Regions from separate parts of the Homo sapiens genome. Here region 2 is linked to region 1. Evidence: chromatin contacts called from ENCODE Hi-C or POLR2A ChIA-PET data. All regions are on one chromosome and are shown on one strand. The core of a region is the stretch at or near the end of the contact, and the rest is flanking DNA. Distances in the headings are between cores, read along the strand shown. Region 1 overlaps ZBTB20 (zinc finger and BTB domain containing 20). Region 2 overlaps ZBTB20 (zinc finger and BTB domain containing 20).

The links. A loop is a pair of places that touch in the nucleus more often than their neighbours do. ChIA-PET counts read pairs that join two places held with the same protein, here RNA polymerase II (POLR2A).
Region 2: a loop to region 1 is called in a map of Caco-2, with 4 times the contacts of the local background. The contact joins two enhancer-like sites. A Hi-C loop is called at or near these places in 1 of 168 maps with a recorded cell type or tissue (Caco-2). POLR2A ChIA-PET finds 5 or more read pairs at or near these places in 2 of 52 experiments (AG04449 and BJ).

Annotation. Positions count from the first base shown.
Region 1 is chr3:114,363,633-114,367,076 of GRCh38, reverse strand. All of the region lies in intron 10 of ZBTB20 (zinc finger and BTB domain containing 20), which reads left to right. ZBTB20-AS1 (ZBTB20 antisense RNA 1) reads right to left here. Exons shown (of 9, transcript NR_038993.1): 5 at 196-381; 6 at 1-110. Among named protein-coding and RNA genes, the nearest start is that of ZBTB20-AS1, 14 kb to the right of the region's middle. Within about 2 kb of position 1,601, at least 2 of the 41 ENCODE cell types and tissues checked have a DNase peak (open chromatin) inside an H3K27ac peak, as active enhancers do.
Region 2 is chr3:114,658,521-114,661,734 of GRCh38, reverse strand. The region is part of intron 6 of ZBTB20 (zinc finger and BTB domain containing 20); the gene reads left to right. Among named protein-coding and RNA genes, the nearest start is that of MIR4796, 83 kb to the left of the region's middle. Within about 2 kb of position 1,399, at least 8 of the 41 ENCODE cell types and tissues checked have a DNase peak (open chromatin) inside an H3K27ac peak, as active enhancers do.

The DNA of each region.
Region 1 (3,444 bases), core at 352-2,851:
CTTCTGTGCTACCATATCAGAGAGCCCTTTGCAAAGACAAATACTTACAAGTAAAGAAATGCATCTTTTATTTTTTTGAAAGTCCGTCGGCTTGATGGCATGAGAGTTGTCTGAAATAATTCAAAACAGAGGTAAACTTAGAAGAGTGAGTTTCACTTCCGAGGAGGATTGCTTGTAATCACCCTGCTTACTTACCTTCTTCTATTCTGAAGCAGTCTGCAGTAGTTGGGAAAAGTGTAATCTTAAGAAATTCAGTAACAGTCACTGGCTCATTGTACCTGGTAAGTTTTCCCCGTGCCGTGGTGCCCACGGTTTTTGGTAATGCATGGAGATAATTTCGGACGTCTGCTTCTCTTAACTCCTGAGCACTTTTGCTTCTCACTGTAGAATTCCAGAGACACATGGGTATGGAACTTGATCTAAAAGCCTCCTAGTAATAGTTGCAGATTAGATTGAAAGCCAAACTAGACTGTACACAAGTCTGTATAAATCCCAAAATAGAGCTTTAAAATAATAACTTACTGAGTCATGATTTCTGCATCTCATATGCAGTATTCCTTAAATCACATGTTGATGGCTAATCAACAAAATCCAAAGACGCAAATTAGATGGTACAATATTTACAGAGAAAATATATGTGTAGTTTGAAAAGCAAGGATTCTCAGGGTTACAGTCCCACCCCCATTCCCCCCAGAAATGATAGCAGTTGCAATCTGAACTCTCCACATTGTAACCAAGAAAGGAATGAATATAACAATGGAAAGAGAGAGATTTAAGATAGAACTTCTTAGTTAAAGGAGTCTGGACCTTCAAGAAATATGTTTAAGAAAGATTCAGAAGAAATACTAGGTAAGATGAATTATTCCTTTTTCTCAAGTAAAATTCTAGCAGCGTACTTGTTAAATGTTTATTTTGGCCAGGTGACAGAATTCAGGAGGGCGGAATCTTGTTTACCTTGTCCACTGCTGAATCCCTAGCACCCAGCAAAGTGCTTACACAAATTAGGAGTAGGTGCTCAGCAAATGTTTGTTGAATGAATAAATGAATGTTGTGGGGAGAATGAAGCTAAAATAATGATGTAGTGCATTTGTAAGCATTATGCCCATTTGTGAAAATATAGGTACTAATTTTTTACCCGATTATTTTTTTCATTCAGCAGACCTACAAAACAAAGTGTATCACAAATACCCTCTGCTTTTCATGCTGGGGAAACAGAAAAGCTTTCTTTTGAATGTAAGCTGCTACATGTTTTAATTCTAATAGCAATATGGCAGGTCAACTTTGTAGTATAATCTGGTGCCTGTTTTTGATAGATACCATGGAAATAGATACTTATTTTCAAGATGCTCAAACAGATGATTAGGCAAAAGCTCTAGCAAACCTTGAAACAACAAAAAGGAAAGGTTTTCCCACTCCCACCTCCCGTTACTGTAACATCCTGCACAGTTTTCTGCAACCCCACATCCTCCTCCTTGTTTCATCTTTTTCCTGGGTCTAATCTTTGTCTAGGGAATACAGCATGTGACTGTCAGTCTAGCAAGGAGATAGTTCTTGAGAAATCCACCCCCTACACACTGTGTTCCCAAGCTCCTCTTACAGGAATGGCATGATTTGATCAGCAGCAGGCAGAGCTGGCCCAGGGAAACAAGAGCTTGGCATAGAAATCTTAGTGCCCTCCTGCTGGAAGGGCCCTCAAGAGAGATGCTTCATGCCCACCCTCCCTCAACTGGCTGGACAGTAGATGGATGTGTAGGAAAACAAATTCCTGGCTGAATGAATAGAGGATTAAATGAATGAGAGATGAGTTCACTCCTCCAGAAGTCCCCGCCATCCCACTTGAATAGAAAGGCTAACTTTGAAGCCACTCTGTTCTCCATGGCACTATTTTATGTATACTCAGCTTTGGAATATGGTTGCCATCTGCTGCCAGTGCTTAGGACTAAGGAAGTATTGGGGTGGGTAGGAGGAGGCTGGGAGGGAAGAAAAGAGACACTTAAAATGAGCTAATGATCTCCTTTGTGTTAGAGCCTAGGTTTCAGAACATCAATCCTGTACTTCAAGAACAAAACACCAGTGTGTCTTAGACCACACCAGGCGCCGGCACATCAGATAAAGCCTGTGCTGTGTGGTGTTTAGCCACCGAGCCTAGAGAAGTTCTAAAAGTGAAATTACAGGTGCAAACTGAGGAAACTAAAAGGAGAAAAGGCCAAGGGTAAAATACAATCAGGAGGGCTCTGCCGATATGTATCTTTGGGGCTACAGTAGTTGAAAAATGAATCTACTAATTAATCAGTTGGATAATACTATAAAAGCAAGGAATTTAAGGATCTTTAGAAGAAATGAGACACTTTTCCATACACTCTGAGCATATTGTGAGCCTTTAGTATAATCTCAGGGTGAAAGTGACCTGGCTATTGTGTATTGCTGTAGACGTAACTGTTGATTAAGTGTTAGAGATTGCTGTACTAGAGGCATGCATGGTGGTCCTTTAAAAACAGAAAAGGCTGTTAAGCTCAGCTAGTAAGACAATCGAACATATCTGAACGGCAGAGAATAGCTCATAGAGCTTCCTAGCTTCCCTGATGTTGTTTGCATAAATTGTTGGGGGATGTTTGTTTGTTTGTTTGAGACAGAGTCTCACTCTGTTGCCTAGGCTGGAGTGCAGTGGCATGATCTCAGCTCACTGCAACCTCCGCCTCCAGGGTTCAAATTATTCTCCTGCCTTAGCCTCCTGAGTAGCTCGAATTATAGGCATGCGCCACCATGCCCAGCTAATTTTGTATTTTTAGAAGAGACGAGGTTTCACCATGTTGGCTAGGCTGGTCTCAAACTCCTAAACTCAAGTGATCCACCTACCTCAGCCTCCCAAAGTGCTGGGATTGCAGGTGTGAGCCAACATGCCTGGTCAAATTGTTGGTTTTGACACAAAATCATATTGATAATTTATGTACTGAAATAACATGCCAGAGAATAGTAATTAAGCTGGGGATGTATGCTAGTGAAAAAAAAAATATTACAGTGAAGTTTATTTTGGGAAAGGATTAGCTAATTGGCTAGGCATGACATTTGAAGGCCATGTACTGTTATGTATTCAATAGTAGGCCTGTATCTTGAATTGGAGGAAGGCTGAAATTTCTTTTTGCAAGGGAAGAACCTCATCAGCGATGTATATAAGTATAAATTTAGAGACAATGACAATCCTAGAAATGCAAAATACCACTTTAGGGAGCAGTAAGTGATTGCTGAGCAGTGTGTCAGACTCAGTGTCTGAGAGCAGCAAATCAGAACATATTTGTTGGCTGTGTGAGCTCTGGCCTTGACTACTGTCTTCCAGCAGGAACAAGTCATATACAACTGTGACTCAGCCTCAATTAGAATACTAGTAATGCCCTAAATCTATCTCATGTACAGTTTCTCTTCCTAGGAACCTTGTGTGCCTCATAT
Region 2 (3,214 bases), core at 150-2,649, 290 kb before region 1:
AGTAGACAAACTCATGAAATGGTTTCAAGCAGCAAATGGTTTTGGAAGCCAGGCAGAGTAAACTAATTTTTGATTTATAAATGTGCTGTGGTGCTAAAGAATGGCTGCATTAACAATCCACTTTAATAAGGAATCAGGGATTTGAGGATAAGAAGCCAAAATGGGTGAAGGAGAACAACAGTGCTAAGAGCAAATGACATGTTCGAAAAGTAAACTTCTTCATTTGAAGGAAGATTATGCAAAATCCAGCTTGAAAATAATGAATGAGAAATCTAACTTGATATGTTTAACAGAGGTGGTTGATAGAAGGTCTTGAATTGGCTCTGAAAAGGCTATTACTAAATATGGGAAGAACGGGATTCACATCTCCAAAAATCACATCTTTCGATTTTTATTTATGCCCAGCAAAGATAGCAAGAAGGTACGTTTCTCTCCCTCATTACCAAAGCTTTTTTTCTTTCTTACCCTTTTTTTGTGTGCCCAGACTATGAATCTGTTAACTAGGCAGGGTCATTTTCGTGAGCTTTCCTAATGCCAAGAGACACCAAATGTTGAGGTAGATCAAAGGGACAAAGAATTACAGAGACACTGAGCCACTTTTCTTAGGACCCTGAGTACAATGTGAACAGTCTACTTAGCTCCAGGCCCCAAACCAAGTATTCTGCAGCACACCCAGTCTGGATTTCTTGGGAAGTGCTCCCTGTTGCTTTTCATAGTTTAGATAATCCACATGAACAATCCTGATTAAATCAGTTGCCCCTAGGCAATGGGGAAAAGCATAAATGGCTTTTTGGAGAGAGAGGTCCAAAAGCTTCTCTCTCTCACTTGCTGTCTCTCTCTCCACCCCCCATCCACCCGCCCCATCTATTTATCTAGTTCCTTGTGTTTTCATTTATTCATTTTCTTCTCCAAAATTATCTTCATCCAATGCAATTAGGTAAGAAGAGGGTACTATTGAAAAAAATGCTGATCCCTATTCATTAAATGATTCAGGTTTTAATTTTAAATTACATGACCTGTCTTGTTGTGCTGATTATGAACAGTTTTTGAAAGGCTGTTATCCAGGGGGTGGTTATCCAGCGATATTATGGAAGGTCACTAGGCATTTGTTTTTTATGTCTGATTCTTTTTTAACCAGGCAATTACTCTATCATTTAATAATCCTTACCTCAAAGTTCACTTGAAAGAAAGCTCATAAGATTTAAAGGGGAAAAAAAATCCCTAAAAATAAAAGTTAGGCTAGGCTAGGCCAGGGTGGGAAATTCCATTGTGGCTAGAAGCCCATGGCAGGTAGAGTGGAATTTAATGAAGGAAACTGCTGTGTTTTTGTGTCTTTCTGTATGTTTTTCCTTTAAAACCAAGAGCTGGGCAGGCATCCCATTCGACCTGACGTGACCCAAGCAAATTGCTTCTTATATAAAAACAACTGCAGACTTTGAGAATGTGAAAATGCACTGTATCCTTCTCCAACCGAGGGAAACGAAAGCCTGAGAAACAGGACGGCCCTGTCAATACTCGTTGAGCAGAACTATCACTCAAACTTGATAAAGGGAGATTAGAACAGGCTCCCTAATGCCAGAGGTATTCATTATAAGTTGGAGTTCTTTATTTATTTTTTATTTTCTTAAACAAGCACAAGTGGTCAATGGAAAATACATTTTTACAAGGCAGGTTTTCCTGCAGGAAACAAAAGTAGGCACAATTTTTCAAAGTCTTTTCATGGAACTAGAATTTTTAAAAAATTTTTAATAATAATATTAAATAAGAAAAGACAAAGAGAATCATTTCCCTTTTCTACCACAGTCTTGGACAAGCAAAGAAGAAGAGATTCAGGGTGTGTCCACTGATATTGCATTCAGATGTGTTGTCTTGGCTTCTGTACTGACAGATTTATTTAAAAAACAAAGTTTTTAAAATGCATTGTGTGCTAGTGAAGTCACTTCATAAATCTTTTCCTTTATGAATTATTTTGATCACAAGGCTTGTTGTTTAAATCACTGAAAGACTGTTCTCCCTAAAAGAAAAATGCCTTCGTTTTCAAACCGCCAGTTCAAAAGCCAGTAACTTCCCCTGAACAGCATGCAGGGAGCCAGAGGGCAAAGAACAAGGGACCAAGTAAGTTCTGACTCCAGCATAAGGCATAATCCAGTTTAGATTTGCCGTGGTTCACAGAAGAGCCATGTTTTAAACATTTGGACCCAGAGCTCTTACTTTTCTCATAGATTACTTAGTTTGAAATGGTGACTCTGCTTCAGGAAAAAAACAAACAGGGGAACACAGCCTTTGATGCAGCTGGTCTGTCAGAGGGCGGAAAGTTAGAATTAGAATATTCTTCAAGCTGTTGCTGAATAATGAAGGGTAGGGCTTCCTAGTTGGGCAGTTACCACAGCCCCTCTGGGAGTTCAGAGAACAAATATTACCTAATGTGTACAAAGACTTTAAAAGTTAAGTTGATTACAAGCTGAGTGAGGAAGGTTAGATAAGGCAGTGAGAACTGAGTTCCACCAGAGGGACCTGATCTTCAGGAACACTGCCAGGAGCCACAGGGCTCCATTTGACCCTCTAGAGTTAAAGGATTGGGTACCAACAGGAAGTTAGTTAGGTTCTTGAAGCGAATAGTCTGTGTGAAATTACTACAAGGAAGAAAGAAAAGCAAAACAAAATATTGGAATATATGCATACATAGAGGTTGACGAGATAACCTGGATGAAGATTATGACTGTGAGATGGGTCAAAATCTCCCCAACCAAAATGTAATGTGCTTGTAACCAGAAGACCTTGTGTTGCTATTCATTTGTTTTTGGCACAGCACCTAGAATGTTGTTAAGACATACAAGCAAATAATTAATACTGGTCTATTACATTAATTTGCCAGGATAATTGGTCTGGTGGAAGGGTAGATGGTTCCAGATTAAACATGGGAAGAGATGAATGTCTAGAAGAAATGAATTTGAAACTGAGATCTAAAGGACAAGAATGATGGACAGAAGTGAACAGGCTGTCTCAGGTTCATTGATTGAGAGATGCTTCTTGGCTATTCACTGCTTCAATTGTTATTCTCCATTTTATGGCTGCTCCATGAAAATGAACAAGAAAGGCACGGAGATGATAGAGAGCAAGTTTACATGATAGAGGAAGAAAGTTGTTAACATGGGAGATGGGAAAGAACATTAATAGGTGATGTATATTCTTAGAAAAAATGATGACTGCTGTG